Linked DNA regions of Mus musculus: region 2 is linked to region 1. Evidence: chromatin loops called from intact Hi-C (ENCODE). Cell type or tissue: gastrocnemius. All regions are shown on one strand. Each heading gives the region's core, and the rest is flanking DNA. Links, peaks and the distances in the headings are about the cores only.

Evidence for each region. Peaks named below come from ENCODE experiments on the same cell type or tissue, not always from the same donor. Only the 100,000 strongest peaks of a DNase experiment are listed, where the experiment ranks them.
Region 2: a loop joins it to region 1, with 2.8 times the contacts of the local background. A loop is called at or near these places in 2 of 42 quality-filtered maps.

Annotation. Positions count from the first base shown.
Region 1 is chr9:67,043,741-67,054,468 of GRCm38, reverse strand. Tpm1 (tropomyosin 1, alpha) reads left to right here and starts at 5,256. Exons shown (of 10, transcript NM_001164248.1): 1 at 5,256-5,450; 2 at 6,558-6,683. The coding sequence starts at 5,337. In gastrocnemius, for the core only: CTCF peaks have their summits at 5,086 (motif pointing right) and 6,998 (motif pointing left); DNase peaks (open chromatin) are centred at 5,055, 6,238, 6,523 and 6,755; H3K4me3 peaks cover 7,211 bases; H3K27ac peaks cover 8,000 bases.
Region 2 is chr9:67,189,526-67,200,253 of GRCm38, reverse strand. No RefSeq gene overlaps it. Among named protein-coding and RNA genes, the nearest start is that of Gm40529, 17 kb to the right of the region's middle. In gastrocnemius, for the core only: no CTCF peak of the experiment used is centred there; a DNase peak (open chromatin) is centred at 5,531; H3K4me3 peaks cover 1,324 bases; H3K27ac peaks cover 2,906 bases.

The DNA of each region.
Region 1 (10,728 bases), core at 1,324-9,323:
TAAAGAACACATAGTTGGTGAGGCCTTGTGGGAGGAAGTTACATTAGGGCATACCCTTGAAGGGGAGACAGTGACTGAGGCTCCTCCCTCCCTATTCACTTCCTGGCTACCTTGAGGTGAACAGGCCTCTACCTCACTTTGCCATTGTGGCATGCTAACTCGTGACAAGCCCAAAGCAACAGGCCAACTAACCATGAACTGAAGCCTCCCAAACTGTGAGCCTAATCAAATCTTTGCTCTTCCTTTAAGCTGATGGTCTTGGGTCTTTTCTGATAGTGGTGGAAAACTGGCTAGCATTCCTCCTTGCTGTATTCCTCCGTCCCCAAAGCCCTAAATATTGTGCATATAAAGGTAGGCCTGGTGACTCCTGACTATAATCTCAGCATTCAGGATGCTGAGGTTAGAGGATTGTCATAAATTGAGTCCAGCCTGGACTACAGAATGGGACTTTATCTCAAAAATAAAGGGAGTGGGGTATATATAACCCAATCCATCCAGCGTGTTCAAGGTCCTGAGTTTGATCCCCGGTACGGATTCTGTTTTTAAGGTGCCCAATGAGCCATGTGGCAGACCTTACCAGATCTCTTATATTCCTTTTTCTGAAGATAGAAGCCCATATTTTGAGTGGGAATAATATCTTTTGAAAGCTGTTTTGATACCGCACCATGGTTAATGTTGATTGTCAACTTGCTGGGACTTAGAGTCACCCTGAGAGGCATTATCTAGATTAGGTTCCTTGAGGTAGGGAGACTCACCCTGAGTGTAGGTGTCACCATTCGATGAACTGGGGTCCTAGACTGAATAAACAGAGGACAGCAAGCTGAGCACAGGCACTCCTTGTGCTGACTGTAGACACAATGTGACCAGCAGCCTCAAATTCCCACCGACATGACTCTCCTCCCCCTTCCCCAGTGACACACTTTATTCCCCCCAGACTGTAAGCCAGAATAAATCTTTCCTTCTTTAAGTGTGCTTCTTGTCAGGTATTCTGGTCACAGGAATGAGAAAAGTAGCCAATATGCCTCCCCAGATACTAATTCTCCATTATGTCAATTAAAGAACCATTCAGTAAATACTTGTGGAGAAATGACTGAATACAGTAAGTGTGGACATTCTAGCTGAGTTTCAGTGTTCACAAGGAACCTCTCATCCAAGGCTGTTGTGTGTGTTCCCACACCACCATTACTTGGCTACTTGGTTTTGGTTTTGTTGTTGTTTTAACTGAAAAAGAAGATCAGCTCTTTTACTGTCAAGAAATGCACTCTTTCTCATATGTCCCTGGGAAATGGGAAGTGTAAGGCTTTCTTGAAAATAAATTTGATCAGATAACCTCTAATCTCCCTCTGGACTGTACTTCCCTTCATCTTGGCATGGCTATTGAATGCTCCTACCTCTATGACCATATCTCCCTGCTTCCTCCTATCTGAACTGGCCTATGGGGGTGTATTAGTCAGGGAAACTAGCTCTGTTTCAGTAACAAACAAGCCCCAGATGTCAGTGACCTAAAATCACAAAGGTCTGTACCTTGGTTTTGTTACACGTCTGCCAAGACTTAGTCAAGATGTGTGAGTGTGTGAGGTGTCACTTGGGAACCCAGAAAGACAGAGAAATGACAATCTTAAAAAATAAATACTGTGAGGCACAGGCTAGCTCTTAAAGTACCCATTACAAGCTGTTTGTGCTTCTATTTTCTTGACCAAAGCAAGCACCTAACTTACTCTGGTGAAGATAAACAATCCTGCCAAGACACTGGCTGGACAGAGAGCCCAAACATCTGTCAATAACCACAGTCACTTTTGCATGTGGCCTCTTCAGCCCAAACACTACATCCTTTTCATCTCAGCCGTTAATAATTCATATTTTCTGTGTCCCTTGGTATGAGCTACAGTGAGAGAAAAGCTGGCTATCCCAGCTATCCCAGCTTGCCTTTGCCCGACAGACCAAAAGAGTAGCTTGTTGGTTCATCTTCATTCATGGTCAATTGCTGGGGAGCGAATATAAAACCATATAGCAAGTGGCTATTCAGCCCTCTCTTCAAGATCCTATTTGAGACCCAGAAGATGTGTTCGGTATAGAATTTGTTATAGAAATTATGGTATTTGATTTGTCATATTCCTTGATGGAGGGCAGGTCATGATACTTCCTCTGTGAAGCTGGGTGGGACCTGGCCAGCTGTCAGACTATACAGAGGGGTGAAATGGTAATGACTAAACTCAGGGACACATTATGTCAACCCATCCGTGTGGATGATATGGTAGTTCTGAGGCTAGGGAGCTGGCTCAGTGAACACCTGATTTTACTCCTCAGAATATATGCACACCTGCCATCGCAGCCCTGGAGAATCAGATCCCTGGGGATCTCCACCTAGCAAGCCTAGTCTACATGGCAAGTTCCAGGCCAATGAGAGACCTTGTCTCAAAACCAATGTAGATGCCATCCTGAGGAGTAACACCCAAGGTTGACCTCTAGCATATGCACTCCACTCCCACAAAGTTAGCTCAGTGTAACTCAGTGTAACACTTGAGCTCCGTAGACTCAGCCTTTGAGTACAGGTGTATGTGAGAGGCCCAAGGGTAAGGAGAGATAGAAAGAAATCTATCGTTTCCACCCACACAAGAGCTGTGTATTGTGTAACCCCAGGACTCAGGAAGCAGAGGAAGGAGGACAGGAGTTCAAGGACAACCTAGAATTCCAAGTTCTTTGCCATCTGGCCTCAACTTGCCTTTCCAATCTGTTGTTCAGGAAAGCCTACTGTCCAACCAGTGTTAAGGGCTTCTCAGTCCCTGTTGCAACCCTTCTCTAAAATCTGTTGTAAAGCTTCCCGAAGAAGCCTTGTCTGTTTGCTCTACCCTGGCTCTTTCCGTGTCTTCCTTTCTGAGGTCTTACACTGCTGTTCTTCCTCAGCATCTGGTTGAGAAATTTGTACGTCACCCAATTTTGAGTTCAGAGTCCAGTGCTGCCTGTCATGCATGTAACAGGTATCCAGTTGTGGGATATTTAATGGACTGTACCATTAGCTTATTTAAAATGGATTTAGTGAGTGAGTTTTTCAACTATGCCCAGCACATGGAGAAAGTCAGTATTTACTCCAGTATCTACTTCATTAATAGAAGAGAACGGAGGCTTTAAGAGGTTGCACCATGGCTACGGCTATATTAAAAAGAAGTATCCAAGTCCATTTTGGATCTCAGCTTCTAAATTCCAGATTCCCTATTCTTCTCCTCTGTTAAACTCCAAGCTGGAGTGTCAGCTTCCTATAGCCCACATATCTGAATACTGCCCATGGCCTGGAAGGGTGTCAGCGCCCTGAGCCACTTGGCACGTGGCAAGGAAGGGCTCTGGTGAATGTTCTGTGCCACAGAGTCCCTGTTCATCTGTTCCAATGTTCTGGTCACTACCAGAGGGTGCGTTTTCCCTCCTGGGCAGCCAGAAACCTGATAAAATCCTAAAGAGGAATATGATCATTCTCTTCTTGAAGGGCTTAGCAAGTCATTTGGCCTGCCTAATCTACTCAGACACTGTCTGGGGAATATTTGATATCCATGTAGTACAGGCTGTAAATTATTCTGTAGGGACTGGTCACAAGACCCTCACAACCCTGTCTCAGCTGGCCATCAGGAAGGTTCTCCCCTCCTGAAGCCTCACTGAACTGGAAAAGATCAGGCATCTCTCCTCCTTGGGGACTGGCTTGAGGTAAACTTAAAGCGATACGGAGGGACAATCCTCTTGTCTTCAGTGCTGAGCTGGCTGGCCCCTTTCCCTCTGCAGAGATCAGGCTACAGATAGAACCATTTCCTTAGCTAATTTGTACCATGTTTTCAGCACCAGCATCCAAATGCCTTACAGAGAGAGACAACTCCCTGTAAGGATCCAAGCAAGGAAACTGGACTAACAAGATGGCTCAGCAGGTAAAGGAGCTTGCTATCAAGCACAAAGACCTGTGTTGGATTCTTTTTTTTTTTTTTTTTTTTTTTTTTTTTTTTTTTTTTTTTTTTTTTTTTAGATTTATTTATTTATTATATGCAAGTACACTGTAGCTGTCTTCAGACACTCCAGAAGAGGGCATCAGATCTCATTACGGGTGGTTGTGAGCCACCATGTGGTTGCTGGGATTTGAACTTCGGACCTTTGGAAGAGCAGTCGGGTGCTCTTACCCACTGAGCCATCTCACCAGCCCCCTGTGTTGGATTCTTAAAGAGTTGCTCTCTGACCTCTACAGTCCACCAAAGCACGAATGCACCTCCATGACCCCGCCCCCCAAATAAGTAACCGACTCTAGTAAAACATGCAAATGAATAAATGGAGGGAAGCTACAGCATTGAAGCTGTTACAAATCACAGCTGCCGATGACTAAAGACCAGACACACACACACACACACACACACACTCACACTCACACCACTGACTCCCACAGGGAAGAAAAACGCCTAGACCGCTACACACTGACACACTCCCTCTGCCCTTTCCAAAGCACAGCGCAGGCACTTTTGGGCCTTAAGTCCCTAAAGTATTTTACTACCCACCCCCAGTTTGGTGAAAAGACTCGAGACTGCCTGTGTGTCACTATGTCCACTATCAGGGGCAGAGAGACAGGGTCTCAGGAATGGCCCTCAAACCTTCCTCCACCTCTATTTCTCTGCTCTGGTTGAAATGTCCAGACCGTGAGAGCCCAGGACGACAACTGGTGAGTGGGCTGAGTGCTGCCACAAGGACCCAGCTGGGTACCGAGAGCTCCCAGGCCCAGAGGGGAGGGGCAGTGGCCGTGACTGGCAGCCCCCGGACCTTACAATGAGCAGCACCCCAGGACCTGGAGGCAGAGTGAGCCGGTGCGCACACACCACCTGCCCTATTCCGGGTGGTTCCGGGCAGGCTCTTCTGGGGACCTTGACCGCCAGACGATGGCTCTGAGAGGTGGCTAGAGACTCTCGCCCAGTGCCGGGCTCCTCTCCAGCGAGGTCCCGGCGCTCTTTCCCAGGCGTGCAGGTTTAGAAATAGGACGGCCTCGCCCGGCCGCGGCCTCGGAGGCTCGGGTCCCCATATATAGTCATATCCACCGTCAACTGGGAGGCCGGCAGGCGGCAGCGAATGGGCGTGCGGGCCCCCGCGGGAGGAGCGAGGAGGGGGCACGGGGCGGAGGCAGGAGACTGGGAAAGGGGGAAGGAGGAACAAGCTTTTCCAAAAAAGTATTGGCTGTCCTAAGGAATGCGGTCGCCCCCCTGGGAAAGTACATATCAGGGAGCAGCAGGCAGCTCCGCGCTCGCACTCCGGCTCTGCTACCCCACCGCGCTCGCGTCTCCTCTCGCTCCGCTGCCTAAGGGCCCCTCGCCACCGCCACCATGGACGCCATCAAGAAGAAGATGCAGATGCTGAAGCTCGACAAAGAGAACGCCTTGGATCGAGCTGAGCAAGCGGAGGCTGATAAGAAGGCGGCGGAAGACCGGAGCAAGCAGGTCTGCATTTATCCCCAACCTCCAATGCCCCAGCTTAGCGTGGGTCGCTCAGCCCCGGGACCCGAACTGGCTCCCTTTCCTCATCCCATCCCCAGCCAGGGTGTCCAGGGGCGCACGTTTAAAAAAGAAAAGGAGAAGCGCGAGAGTTAGACTGATTCTAACTTTTCTGTCTCGTCCGAGGACGCTCGTGGCCCTTCTCTGACTCCCACGGTCTGCGAGGTCCACTGAGCTTCTTCCCTAGAGAGGCTCTTGACTCTTAGGGTTGGGAATCAGTTTTGAAAGAGGAAGAGAGAAAGGATACAAGTTCCCGGGTTGCCTGGAGGGAAGGGTGGGGGAGCGGAGCAAGGCTCAAGTCCTAAGGTGTCCGAAGTTCTTTGGACTTTTTGGTTGGGGAGAAAGATCCCTCAACACGGGATGAAGACTTTGAAGGGAAGAGGAGGGAGTCACTGAATTATTTCCTAAGAACAAAGATGGGACAGAATGGGAGACACACGGAAAGCTAGCCAAACAAGGACATGTTTCGGCAGTCCCTCAAATTGAGAACCTGAGCTTGCTGTCCTCGGCCGGCCGGAGCGTGTGGTCCCGGGTTGGGGGGTGGTGTGCGAGATGAGTCACTGAGTGAGATCTCTGGGAGAGATATCTTAGGGTCCCTTGAGCCCCAAAGCAGCGATCCCTTAGCCCCAGGGCTCCAGCCAACCTGGCACCCATTTGTTATGTGTCTCCCACCCGGTCCATGCCGGCCGCCCGCGCCCGCTCGCCGCTACCCCAGCTCGAGGAGGACATCGCAGCGAAAGAGAAGCTGCTGCGGGCGTCGGAGGACGAGCGGGACCGGGTGCTAGAGGAGCTGCACAAGGCGGAGGACAGCCTCCTGGCTGCCGACGAGACCGCCGCCAAGGTACCCCGGGCGCGCGGCGAGGCACTGCACACGAATGGCTAACTCTTTCTCTTTCTCTCTCCCTCCCTGTCTTTCCCTCTCTCTCTCTCTCCCGCTGTCCCTGTCCTTTATGGTCTATGCACCCTCAACCCGCACCTTGCGGGATCACGCTGCCTGCCGCACCCCACCCCCTCCCCCTTCCCCCCTCCCCGTACTCCACTGCCAACTCCCAGCTGGAAGATGAGCTGGTGTCACTGCAAAAGAAACTCAAGGGCACTGAAGATGAACTGGACAAATACTCCGAGGCTCTCAAAGATGCCCAGGAGAAACTGGAGCTGGCGGAGAAAAAGGCCACAGATGTAAGTGCACGCTCACACTGCCTCCCTCACCTCCTGTCCGTGTGGCCACTCTGGGGGGCGGGGGGCCACCACAGGGGCTGCAGAGCAAAGGAAGAGGGCGAACCTCCTCCTGCAGGGACACCTGCACACAGCCTGGCCGTGGCCCAGAGCACTGGATGCCGCCTCTACTGCTGCTCACGTTTCATTTTTATTCCGTCCTTTCCCTTTTTCTCTTTTTCCTCTTCTTTACCTCCTCCCCTTTGGTTGGAGGTGGGTGGGTACGAAGCTGGGAGCTGAAAAGGGTGAAGCTGGAGGTGAACTTCGCCTCCTGCTGGTATAAAACCTCTGAGGTGTATGTCATCACCAAGGTCTGTGCAAAACAGAATACCTAGTGTTTGCCGCGCCCCCAGCCCCCGGTGGTTTTCGCTGATGGACCTAGTCTGAGTAAGTCCACAGAGCCTGGCCTTTAAATGGACTCATCCTTTTACTTCAGACGCTAAATTTGAGGGCTACTGTGACACTTTGAGGCTCTTTTTCTCACTAGACAAGCCTTAAGACCTGCCCAGGGAAGGTGATACTTGCTTGGGTCTGCAGTCTGAAGCACTAGATCCAGAAAGTACGCAGGGAGTTATATATAGCTCAGTGCTTTATATGGCATAGCGAGCTGGCTGCCCCCTGCCCGCCCCGCCCCCACCTGTCAGCCCTCTGACAACCACCACAGACGTGCTTCCAGGGGGGTGATAGACACAGTTCCAGTTCTGCTAAGCACCCTCTCCACCCTAGAGCTAGCCACTTCTGTCTAGAAAGTCAAGCTGACGGTCAGTTTCCCAATGCACTGACTTTTCGCACCACTACATTCCACTGGAGAAGCCAATTAAGCCTAGAGGCTCAATTAGAAAAGAATTCCTTGAGAAACTGATAACAATTCCAAGAATGTGTGAGCAGCACAGAAAGCTACACCCAGAGGCTAGACCCCCAAGTTCAACCGCAGTTTGTAATTTTTGGTCGGTTTATCTATTTCTGTTTATCTATTTATTTATTTTGGAGAATGTGTAATGCAGATTACCCAAGGATTTTGAAGTCTGAACAAGCCTTTGTATCATGAAAGGCTAGAGATTTATCTAGTGTTCTTGGTAGTGGTCCACCAGACAACCAACACTGGGATCAGACAAAAAGAAACATTTTAGTTTTCTGGAAAGGGGGTCTTGGGGGAAACACTGGTTTAGCTAAAACTCATGCTAAAACCTACCTGGTAAAAAAACAACAAAAAGCCTTCACAACTCTGAGCCTGTTTTGTATAATGTGGGTCAGATGTCTCCTTTGTATGTGCTCCATGGAGGATGCCCAGTCACCCCCAAAATCTCCTGCAGGACGTTTATTTAGGTTTTTCAAAAGAGCCGCTGATAGATCAAGGAGAGATATTCCATATAAGGAAAGGAATTCAGAGAATTTGCAAATAGCCCCAGTACCAATGGAAGCAGGAGGGGGAAAAAACACTACTATAATTCTTAAGGGGGAGAGATAATAATTGCTGTAACTATGTAGTGGTAATCATGTCTTTAATAAGAAATGGGGGGGGGGAGCACTGGAATGGGGTGGGGCAGAAGTAGAAAAGAGGCTATTTAAAGTCGTCTGTGGGGGTGGAGCCAGGAGGGGAGGGAGGTTCTTAGAGCCAGTTTTGGTTCTTTCTATGATCTGGAAAGCTGTCTCTAAATATGGTGTGAGCGTGTATCTCTCTCTCTTTTGGTTAGTGTATTGATCATCTTCCTCTTTAAAATACTGTAAGTTCTGCTGGAGACTCGGGATGTTGAAGGAAGTTTATGAAGTTTTGTTTTGTTTTTGTTATATTTAGAGAGATCCTGACTCACTTGAAATAGCTAAGACTTGAGGGAGAGACAGGTGTCACCAGAGGAAAGAGGCGGGCTGGAGAGAAGGCAGCCAGCCTCCTTGCCGTGGGGACAGTCTACTATCTAGTGTTAAAAATATAATTTTTGATTATTACTAAAAACATTGTCTCAATTTGCCAACCTACTTTTAGAAACTATAGTCCAGAAGTGTCTCCCCCACCCCCACCCTTAGTTTAAAAGGCTGCCTGTCACTTGGGGGCTAATACTCCCAGAAATCTGTTTTGTATTTTTACTGTTGTTTCCCCCCACCCCCCACCTAAATGAGGCTGAGTTCTGTTAAGACTCGATTATCTTGGCTCTTTCCCCCAAATAACTGTGATGTAGCTGATTGTTTACAGGATGTGAGTCTTCTTCCCTCTAGGTTTTTTCCTTATGTAGTGACTCAGGCTTATCTAAACTCAGGTTTTCCCTTGAGTGAGTCACACCAGGATCTCTTCAGATGCGACCTAGCTACAGTGTTTCTTAAACAACCAAGGGATTCTAACCGGTAGCTAAACAACCCATAGCTCTTCTTTAAGGACATCGGCATGAAAATAATCTCTCCAGAAACTGACATCCTAGGAGGAGTTGAAAAGGAAGACATTAAATTATTAGGGTGACTGCTTACTGCACCGGCAAGTGGCCAGTCTGTTCCCTAGACTGCTCTTGGAGGATTGCAGATGCCCTGTCTGGGCATCCTCAAGGTTGGAGGCAGATGATCTGTGAGCTCTTGGAAGGATCTGTACCCACCAATGCTTGCAGACAGACTGCTTAGAAACCAAGCAAGAGGCTCCACCTACCGGATGTGAGGGACCTAGCTGGAGTTCGCAGGCTTTGCTTCCTCAGCACAGACCAGAGTCGACTAGGAATTCCAGAGGTGTTCCAGCTTTGGAAGACAGGCTAGGCAGGGTTTTTGTTTGTTTGTTTTGGTTTGGTTTTGGTTTTTTTTTTTTTTCTTTTCTTTTTCTACCTTCGTTTTCATTCTCCACTCCCACACATTTAAACAAGGCTAGGATTGATTCTTTGACAAAGGTGCAGGATAAAAATCCCGGAGACTTGACAAGCTTTTAAAAACATTTGCAAGTAGGGATGGCAGAGATGGGTTCTTAACAGAGTGTGTCCATGTGGCTTTCCATCTGGTAACCAGAGGCTCTGTCACAGGTTCCTGTGGTCGTACAGACCGGTTCCTCAGATTCCAGATATCAGGCTGAATTGCCTGAGGTTGCACAGTTCGTTATGGGGTCCAGACAAACTCTTATGGTAGTGCATGTGTGCTTAATTATATAGTTTGAGTCCTTAAATATGTAAGGCATTGTTAAATGTTTTATATCATCTGATAATTGTCAACAGCCCTGTGAAGAGCCCTGTACTATTATACTCGTTTTTTTAAGAGATAAAGCCCTGAGAAGTCATTTGTCCAAAGGCACACAGCCAGCAGAGACTTAAGAGCCAGATTCAAACCTTAAAAAAGCTGTATTTAGAACAGGAGATCTAACCACTACGCTTTGCCAGCTAGTAATTTACACTTGGTGAAATAGTTTGGATTCTGGAGTTCTTTTAGTCAGAATCTTGTGTTCTGTTGTTCTTTACACGGATCTTTAGGATATTCATATTTCAGGCTCCAAGTTACCTGTTCAGACTCTGGTAAATCGGGATTACAGAGTGCTCCGAGCATCCAGGAGTTGTCAATGCCTTTAGCATTAGGAATGATGCTGTTCTTTACAGCGTTTAGGGTACGTTCAAAGTCTAGGTTTCTACCCTTACTCAGCTTCAGGAGAATCGGGATTTCGGAGCGCTCCAAATGGCCAGCAGGAGTCGCAATAGGCTTTAGCATCCAGATCTTCTACTTGGCCCAGGCTCAGCGGAGTGGATGCAAACGCCCTCCTGCGGTGGCCTCGCTCTAGGCAAAGCAGCCTAGAGCCAGCCATCCCCGCGCGCACGCGCAGTGGTTCCATGGGCAGCTAGTTCCCGGGGTCCACCGGGCCCCGCCCGCCTGCCCGCCGCGCCTGTCCCCTGCGCTCGCGCACCCGCCCGCGGCTCTCTCTGTGCGGCCCAGGAGCCGTGACTTCCGGCCTGCTTCTTAGCCGCAGGGGGCGCCGGCGTTACAAAGCCGGCCTGGGCGGGACGAACCGGACCTGGGCTCGGTAGCGGCAGCAGCAGTAGCAGCTGCAGAGCGCGGA
Region 2 (10,728 bases), core at 1,348-9,347, 150 kb before region 1:
GCAATTTCCCTAAGTCTTAAAATCCCTTCATCAACACTAAGCCATGGAATATCAGGCATCTCCAAGTCATTTCCAGTAGGCCATCTTTTGATAAACACCTCAGCCAACCATTCAAACAAACTTTTGACACCTTTTTTAACTATGCGAGCTTCCGTATTAAACCTAGAATCTCTACTCAGAGGACCCATGTCAATAAACTCAGCCTGCTCTAGTTTTATGTTCCTTCCACCCTTATCCCACACCCTTAAAATCCATTCCCACACATATTCACCAGGTTTCTGCTTGAATGAATTAGCAAACTCATTAAGCTCCTTAGTAGTGTAGCGAATTTCCTCATGGACTACACTTTCTACCTCCCCTCTAGGAGCCTGTTTTGCTTTGAGTCTGGTTACAGGTCTAGAAGAAACTATTGGTGGGCCGTGAGCAGACTCTGCAAAATTAATTTCCTCATGTGGGGAAGGCATTATTTCAAGAGGTGGGGCTGAGGGTACTACTTCCTCAGGTGGGGCAAACCCTTGAGAATCTGAGGATTCAAAATTCTCAGCTTCAACATGGTCTTCCCACACATCCCCATCCCATGTTGTAGGATCCCATTCTTTGCCAATTAGAGCCCTTACTTTAACTGTCGACACACTCTGAGGCTGAGACTTGAATTTTCGCTGTAGTTCAGCCAACCTTACAATGAGAGTTTCTGTTTGATTTTCTGCAACTTGAGCTCTATTGCTACAAGAGAGAAGATTCTCCTCAAGGACACACTTAGCAACTTTTAGATCGTTTACTTGTGTCTGGAGCCTTTCGATTTTATCACACAACTCCTTCCTTTCATTCATCATTTTTTCCACAGATACTAAGAGCAGCCAGCCAGTAAAATCATTTTTCGATTTTTTCCCCATCTTGTAGAAAGCTTTGTGCACTGAATCACCTAATTCATTAAGAAAATCAAGGGCATTAGCTTCTTTAAGTTCGGAATATAGTTTCAACCATGGGTCTTCAAAATTCTCTGAGCTCCCAGGAGGGAGAGAATCTGGAGAGGTTTCAATAGTTGAAAGTGCTGGTGGATCAACAAGCCAATTCCAGAATTTTAAAAGATTCATCCTTGTACTTCTGTTACTCTAGAACCACTCCTGGTACCAACTTCTGTATTAGTCAGGGTTCTCTAGAGTCACAGAACTTATGGATAGTCTCTAGATAATAAAGGAATTTATTGATGACTTACAGTCGGCAGCTCAATTCCCAACAATCGTTCAGTCACAGCTGTGAATGGAAGTCCAAGGATCTAGCAGTTACTCAGTCTCACGCAGCAAGCAGGCGAAGGAGCAGGAGCAAGAGCTAGACTCCCTTCTTCCAATGTCCTTATATTGTCTCCAGCAGAAGGTGTAGCCCAGATTAAAGGTGTGTTCCACCACACCTTTAATCCCAGATGAAAGGCGTAGCCCAGATTAAAGGTGTGTTCCTTAACTCGGAGATTCAATCTTCTGGAATCCATAGCCACTATGGCTCAAGATCTTCAAACCAAGATCCAGATAAGGATCTCCAAGCCTCCAGATAAGGGTCACTGGTGAGCCTTCCAATTCCGGATTGTAGTTCATTCCAAATATTGTCAAGTTGACAACCAGGAATAGCCACTACAGTGGGGAACAGAACTTTCAAGAAAGAATTAGAAAGCCAAGTGTTAGGGAAAGCATACTTAGAACATAGAGGAAAAGGAAGTCATGCTTTTCTGACTGATTCAGAAAATTGAAGAGACTTACCAAGCTCTGTGGCTGGGGCCCTGTAGCTATTGCCCTAGGGTGTGGGAAGGAGAAGCGCATTATCTCAGTAAAAGGATAATTATTCCGCCTATCTCTTTAAGTGGATTAAGGTAAGGCTGTCTTCCTAAGGGGCAGCCCCTTAGCCAGGTGACTGACCAGCCCAACTGGAATGTTAGGTTCCCACCCAGGCCAGAGATTTCTTCCTCTTAGCCAGAAGGAACGAATTTTCCCTTAGTCAGACTTTACTGCAGGGATAGTCTTCCCCCTTCTGAAGAGGTAACCCTAAAATAACTGGAGATGGGTTGAAATTGGGAAACACAAGTAACCCATTTTTCACCATGGAGACCTAGAGACCCAGTTCTAAGGTTGTCCACTAGAAGGGACCAATGTCTCCACTCCACAGTTTGAGTTCCACCTCCCTGTATAGGCTCCAGGGAGGAATGTGCATTTAGGAGAGTAGAAACCAAAGCTCCCTTCTGGCATTCTTGACCAGAAATACAAAAGTGTGTCTGGCCAGCACTGTGGCCTTTGGGACTCCTGTCCTGAGCTGCATGTTCAATTTCTATTTCCTGTTCTTCTTAGTGGCACGGGGATTGCAGATGGACATGCTCAAAATACATTTTATAGAGGTGAGGAATTGTCAAAGAATAAATAAAAGTTATCTGGGATAAATGATTAAGTGGAGAACAAGTCGGGAAGACATTTGATGTCCACTTCTGATCTCTGCATGGAAGCATAAGCACACACACACAGACACAAACACACACACAGACACACACACAAACACATATACACACAGAGAGACACACACAGACACATATACACACACATACAAACACAGAGACACACACACACATACACACACACATACACACACACATACACACACACAAACACAGAGATACACACAGGCACACACACATACACACAAACACAAACACAGATACACACACATAGACACACACAGACAGAGACACAGACACACACAGATACATATATACACACACACAGGCACACACGCAAACTCAGAGATGCATACACACATACATACAAACATACACACAGTGAGAAGATTTTGTTTGTTTGTTTGTTTTTTGAGACAGGGTTTCTCTGTGTAACCCTGGCTGTCCTGGAACTCACACGATAGAGCAGGCTGGCCTCGAACACAGAGATCTGCCTGCCTCTGCCTCCTGATCAAAGGTGCATGCCACCACTGCCCTAGTTGTAACTGTTACTGTTGTTGTTATTTTAGAGATATTTATATATGTGAATTCACTGTCACTGTCTTCAGACACACCAGAAGAGGGCATCAGATCCCATTACAGATGGTTGTGAGCCACCACGTGGTTGCTGGGAATTAAACTCAGGACTTCTGGAAGAGCAGCCAGTGCTCCTAACCGCTGAGCCATCTCTCAAGCCCCTTGTTTTGTTTTTTAATCAGGATAACAATACCCTTCCTCCAACATCATAAGATTTTTGCCATCACCAAAAGCTGATATAATAAGATGGAGTGAGCCTTGGTTCTGGTGTCCATGTGTCTAGGGAAACCTTCAGCCCCTGGAGGCTAAAGGAGACATTTGGCAGTTAGCAGGTGAGAAGTTACAAAGCCTCACTCAGCTCCACTTCTTTCCTGGGAACATTGATGCTGGATGAGCATCTACCACCTACAGACCATGGCTGCAAGAAGAGCGTTTGTGAGACTTCAAAGATGTAAGTCATGTGAATGACTCAGAGCCTCCGGGAAGTATATTTTTGACAATAAGGCTTTGGAAGGACAAGGGCTTAGCAAGCCTTCAGCTTTTGCTTTTGTATTTCTTATTTTAATTTTTTAATTATTTATTACTTATTTGTGTGTGTGTGCGTGTGTGTGTGTGTGTGTGTGTGCGCGCGCGCGTGCGTGTATATACCATGGCCTCCATGATAACTTTTGGGAGCTTATTCTTTAATTCCACCATTTGAGTCCCTGGAATTGAACTCAGATCCCCAGGCTCAGCATTATGTGCCTTTAATTCATTGAGCTATCTTTCCAGCCCATTGCATTTAAACATTTTGTGTTGGAAGGCGGAAAAGGCTCGGTTCTGATGGTACCAAAGGATGGCTGCAGCAAAACATCAATGGGAGAGACACACCAGCAAGAGGCAGACGATTGAGCAGAACTACTTTTTCCTTGGACTTCTTTGTGTCTGAGGCACTGCTGGGCAGTGCCGGCTCTGACAGACCATCTCCCTTCAGTTACCTGTCCTCAGTCAGATCCTCACAGACACACACAATACCACAGCTCTTGGCTGAATCCAAATCTAGTTGAGTTGACAAGATTAACCATCCCGAAAGGTGTTCCTGGACACACCTTCCTGGGCCTGGGATGGGGCACGGGTGAAGACCTGTGTTCTTTTCCCCAGCTACATATCCACACGAGGAAATTGACATGATTGCTGCAAGATTTGAACCTGCTGTTAAATCCCTGGTAATTTCAGAAAAACACAAATCAGGCCTTTCAACCCCAGAGTCTCTGATGGAGCAGTTCCCGAGTGTGGCCGGCCAGTCCCCTCCATTTTGGATAAGTACCAGGTGGTTCTCAAGCCCAAGGGCCCTGGACAAACCTTCCCTCCCCCTCATGATCTGGCCCAGGAGGCAAAGGAAAAAAATACATCTGGTAGCCTCACAGTTAGGCTTTTGCAGTGGACCAATCAGCTTCTGGGTCTCTTGGAGTCTTGGGATGAAAAAGGGAGTTACTCCTAAATAACTCCATAAGGAGATAAATTGGGGGGACGATTTCAATGTTAAGTCTGGAAACCCTCATTAGGATTTTACTGAGGAAGGATTTTGCTTGCAGCTTTTTGTGGCAGAGCGTTTGCTTTTACATAATCACAATTTAATATTCAGCCTTTCCCAGGGGCCTTATTACAACCGTCGTCCACCCATGCATATAATCTCTCTCTAGAGCAGCTCCTAGCAACTGGAGATGGGAGGGAGGGGGTTGCCTAGCTGGAGACTCGTCTATGAGCAATTAGAACAGGTCCCAAAGCTCAGCTGGCGTCCTCTGGGTTCCACAGACTGACTCGGGCAGAAGCTGAAGTTCTTAGACATTGGAAAGTAGGCCAGTGGTGCAGGTCAGTAATAACTATGTGGGAGGCAGAGGCGGGAGGATCTCAAGTTCAAGGCCTGCAGGGCAACTTAGTGAGACTCTGTTTCCAAAGTTAAAAAAGAAGAAGAGAGGAGAGGAGAGGGGAGGGGAGGGGAGGGGAGGGGAGGGGAGGGGAGGGGAGGGGAGGGGAGAGGGGAGGGGAGGGGAGGGGAGACGAGACCAGACGAGACTGAGAAAAGAAAAGAAAAAGGACTGGAGTAGAACGCTTCCTAGAATGCACAAGATCCTAGGTTCAATCCCCAGGACAGATAGAAAGACAAACCCTAGCTTTATTCTGAACAGAGTTACCTCGACAGATATTGAACCACATTACATTAAAAGTAAGAGTGCAGTACCTGGTGGTGCAACCCTCTAATCCCATCAGGTGGATCTCTATGAGTTCAAAGCCAGTCTGGTCTACAGAGTGAGTGGCAGGGCTATACAGGGAAAGGATGCTACCATCTAACTCATCCTAAAGGCTGTCAATAATGACCCTGGGGTTCCCTTTAGTCACCCTGTGTCTGAGCCTTTAGAAATGACTCTCCCTTCAAGACATATTCTGCCAAATGCCCTGTGTCCTTCTAAGTTCTCCTAAACCCTCAGCTCTTTCTCCTTCAGCGTCAAGCTCCTTACACCATGGCCTTGGCTCTGAGCCAGGTAGGAGAGTGAGGTCTCCGAGCGCTCTCCTCCATACCCTCAGTGCCAGAGACCCACATCCCCTGCCCCTAAAGTGTCATCCCATGCCATCATCTATTTTATCATTCCATCTACATAAAGTACTTTGCTAAAAGGAAAACCTACTGTTGGTTTCTCTTAAACTGTTGGATTTTTTAAAAAAATCCCTTAATCCTAACTCACAACTAAAAACACCACACAACTGGGTTAATGAAGCCACTTAAACGTTTGCCCAGATCCGGACCCTGTGTCTACAGTGACTTCTATGCAGTTACAATGTTCTTTCTGAAGCTGTGAAGCATCCCTTAGGGGTTTACAGGTCCAATCTAGATTCCGTTTCCTTTTTTTTTTTTAAGGTTCTTGCTGTTTCAATACGCAGATAGTTGAGTTTGTTTATGATACAAGGAAAACTGATGACTGAGTTGAAACTGGGAAAAGCATGGCTTTGAGACTTCTTTCATGACTCCTGTGTCTTGTCTTTTTAACTGCACTCTATCCTGCCTTACCACCTAATATTACACTTCTCAGGCCCCTTTCCTAAATTATAGATCATACTCACACCTAGCCATGCTTACATGGATATATGTGTGCCGTGTAGGCTATTATAGGATCTGCACAGAAGAATGGAAATGGCTATGTTTGTCTTTCCGAGTTTGGGTCACCACACTCTCTTTCCAGGTCTATCCATTTTTCTGTAAACTTAACTATTTCGTTTTTCTTTAAGCTAGATAATATTCCATTCTGCACATGTATTCCATTTTCATAATCCACTCGTCTGTTGATGGACATCTAGGTTGATTCCATTTCCTTGCTATTCAAACTAGCATCTTATTTTCATTCCTGAAAACCCCTCTCTACTGTCAATTGCTCTATTTTCACTGATTGACATCGCCAGGCAGATGTTTGCTTCCTAATGACCTCACTAACTTTTTGACCCAAGGTAATGCAATTGAAGAAAGTGCTTTTCGGGGATACATTCTCATAATTTGTGAACAGAGCAGGCAGAAAAGATGGTGACATTCCCAACAACCAAAGCTTGTGCTATGTTACCTTACACAGCAGAGGAGATTGTCACGATGTAATTAAATCAAGATGTTGAGAGTCAAGAGAGCAGGTCATTGGTAAAGCACTTGATAGCATCCATGAGAACCTGAGTTTGATCCCCACTGTCACAGCAAATTAATTAATTAATTAATTCATTCATTCATTCATTCATTCATTAAAGGCTAGGGTATGGCTCACTTGGTAGGGTGCTTGCCTATAATGAATAGGAATCATTTGTTCTTACATCATGTAGCTACAGACATATATGTATCAAGAATGCCGAACAGAATTTAAGAGAAACTAGTGGAATACTAAGTGTGTTGAATGACATACTTTGTCCAGCACATGGCACACCTTCTCTGCCTGAGTTTCCGGGATGGTGGTTTCTTCTTCTATCCCCAGAGCCAGTAGGAACACTTGCAAATAATTTATTCTGAGGCTGGAGAGATGGCTGAGCAGCTAAGAGCTCTACCGCTCTCACAGAGGACCTGGGCTTGGTTTCGAGCACCCACATCAGGTTTTTCACAGTGACCTGTAACTCCAGTTCTAACAGGAGAGAGATCCTCTTCTGGCCATGCACTCAAAAATCATTCACTCACAAGATAAGGGATCTTGTGATTCTATGAGGCTCACCTGGATAATCCAGAATAAGCTCCATATCTCAAAAAAAAAAAAAACCACCTTTATTATTTTGTTTAATCACTCTGAGACAGTGTCTCATGTACTCAGGCTGGTCTTGAACTCATCTTGTACCTGAGGATGACCTTGAACTTCTAACCCTCCAGTCCCTGCCTCCTGAGTGCTGGGATTATAGGCCTGCCTACCACACTTAGTTTATAAGGTGCTAGGATGGAACCAGGGCTTCTTACATGGCAGAGGGGCGCTCTACCAACTGAGCTATGTCTCAAACTTCATATCTCGAAAACAGTTTTGATCTCACTATTATTCTGAAAGTGTCTTAGAGACTAGTGGAGCACATTCTGAGATCCACCCTCCTGAGCCATTAACAATGTATCTAGCCTTCTTCATTCTCTTTACTTGAAATGGGTGTCAGCATCATTCCCATTTTATGAAGGGATAAACTGAGGGTAGGAAAGGCCTAGGAGCTTGCCCTAGGCGACACAGCTACTAAACAGAAAGTCAAGTTCAGCCCTGCTCTCTCTGGTTCTTGCGCTGCATTTTAGCAGAGGACCAGCCCCATGGGAGGACCGTACAGAAAAACAGGAGCCACAGAGTTCAGAGGACGGAAGGAGGGTCTTCACAGAGGGAAGCAGTCACTGGGAGATTCAGACTCAACTTCCATCCCTGAACCCGGCAAAACACTTGTCCTGGCATTCAGGTCTGAGGAGGGAGACAAGCTGGAATGCTGCAAAAGGACAGATGAGAGGAGACCTGGCTGTCAATCAAGCCACTCCCAATAGGGTGGGCTGAGGATACTCAGAGAGCAAAATTCTGTGGTGCCACCCTTTGCAGCCTTCAGCTCTCAGCCCCAGATCCAGAGTGAAACCTTAGAGCCTGCCAGTCAGCTGAGGGCTGGGGAAAAGTCTCACCCTGAGAAGGAAAATAGCCCTGTTCTCACTAATCCGCATGGCGCAGGATCAGCCCAGAGGATCAGGCCCTCTTCCATAATAGGTGATTTCTCTCCAAAGCTCGTCCATGGGAGTGTCCGCCGAAACACCAAGACTGGGTTTTAAATTAGGACAGCATTCCACAGCTACTGCTGGCCATCCACTGGGGAGGTCTGTTACCAATCTCAGAGATGTCAAATAATCTTAAAGGCACAGACACTGATTTGTAACCATCCATACAGGGAAGAGGAGTCCTCCGGGCCCCCAGCCTCCCCATGGCAAACCCCTAAGGCAGCTTCTCCATGACCCACCTCATCCCTGGCCAGATGCCATCCCTTTTCTGCTTTTCAGCTCCAAAGGCTGCTGGTTCTGATATTGAGGATGTCCACAGGTACCCACTCATATGCTCAGAGATCATGAGCATAGAGCAGGCCTGCCTGCTTTGGCACATGCAGACAGACACCTGGCTCCCGGGTACAGCGCCTGGAATCATGGGTGTTGGGAGTTTCACATTCCCTGCTTGCTGAGCATGCCCTCCGTGCCACCTTCCAGACACCAGCAACAGCTCCTGCTGTGTCCCTTCACCACGTGCCTCAGAGGCTTGTCACCCTGCAGCTTAACAGAAAGTTCTAGACCGTGTTCAGGTCTACAGTCTGTGTGGACATTAAAGTCCACTGCGTGGCAATTGAGTGGTAAAGGCTCTCCCTAGAGTGGGGCAGAAGGGAGATGGAAGAAAGTCTGACCATTTCAATCTGTGGAAAGATGCTTTCTCGTTGTTTTGTTTGTTGTTTATTTTTTGTTCTGTTTTGTCAAATTTGGTAATTCTCCATTTTTTTTTTTCCGGAACTTCCTGCTGAACCCTTTTGGCTGTTGTCAGCAGAGAGATTTAATTTTACTCAACTGTTTTCAGGCAGGTTCCAGTCTTTCTCAGGGAGCTGCTCAGGTTTTCTCGAATTGGCAACAACCAGAGTCACCTGAGAATTGAGGAACTGTCCCTCAACTTGGCCTGTGGGCATTTTCCGGGTCAGCGACTGGATGTAGCAGTGCCCCTTCTAGGAGGTCTGGGGCTGTAGAAGAAAACAGGCTGAGCAACCCACGAGGAACAAGCCTGCAGGCAGAGCTGCTCTACGGTCTCTGCTTCAGTTCCTGCCTCCGAGTTCCTTCGCTGATGTCCCTCAGGGACAGGCTGTGATGTGGAAGTAGAAACTGAAAAGCCTTTCCTCCCCCAAAGTCAGTTTTGATCGTGGTGTTTATCATTGCAACAGACGCAAATTAGAAAACTCAGCCACCCAGTCAATGGCACACCCAACGCGTGAATAAGGAAAAGAGACATTAGACACTCAAGCCCTCAGACCGACAACCTCCAGGGTTCCAGTCAGTTTTACGGACTGGATAAGGAGCCTGCAGCCCCTTGATAATCCCAGCAGCACATGGAAGGCCAGGCTAGTCGTCAAAATCCTTTCTGGAACATGACAGTGGTTAATCACAGACCCTGTACTAGGAATGGCCACCTTCGTGCTTCTCAGACATGGTAGGAGATGTCCCATGCCCTGCCTTCCTGGACCTGTGTCAGGACCGGAAGTGAGCAAATATCACTTGGGATCTAAGAGAAGTCTTTCCTTGATAAAATGTCCTCTGGCAAACACCTCTTTACCCAAACCAGATGGGAAACTCTAAGGTCCTGCCAGGCATAGGACTCTCAGGGGACCTTCAAAATCTTCAGCTAAGGAAACCAGCCTGAGATGAACCTATACATCAGACAGCAGTTAAATACTTTTTTTTGAAAGAGGGTCTCTTTACGTAGCCCAGGTTGGCCTAGAATGTGAAAACTTCCAGCCTCAGCCACTTGAGTCCTTGGGTTTACAGGTGTGCAGAACTATGCCTGGCTACCAAGTACATTTTAACCATTTGACAGGGAGGGGTTTGTTTGGGGTTTGTTTTGGTTTGGTTTTTTGGTTTTCTTTGAGACAGGGTTTCTCTGTGTGTGTATCCTTGGTTGTCCTAGAACTCTGTAGACCAGGCTGGCCTCAAACTCACTCTTTGATTCCTGAATGCTGGCATTAAAGGCAAGCACCACCACAGCCCAGCTAAGAGCTTTTTTATTTAAAAATATTTTAATGTATTTATTTTTATGTATATATGTATTGTGTGTGTGTGTTTTGTAGGCATGCATGTAAGGTCAGAAGACGGCATCTTCTGTAACTGTAGCTATGACTGGTTGTGAGTGCTGGGAACTGAACCTAGGCCTTCTGCAAGAGCAGCAAGTCCCCTTAACCACTGAGCCATCCCTCCAGCCCCAAGAAATTTTTATTTTGAAAGCTTGCTACATATGAAATAATCATAAATTGAAACCTACCCAAATGCCCAACAGTATTAGGGTAAATCCATTATAGTGTGGCGTATAACAGAATAGCATACAGCTAGATAGGAAGAGTGGGGTTGCCCTGTGGGTCTTTGTGGCCCTTCCAGGGATGAAAACGAGTCTCACAATAACCATTAGGTATTACTTATGGTCTCCGGGGCACTGAAGCGGAATGAAGGAGACTGAACTGCAGGGTACCACTTG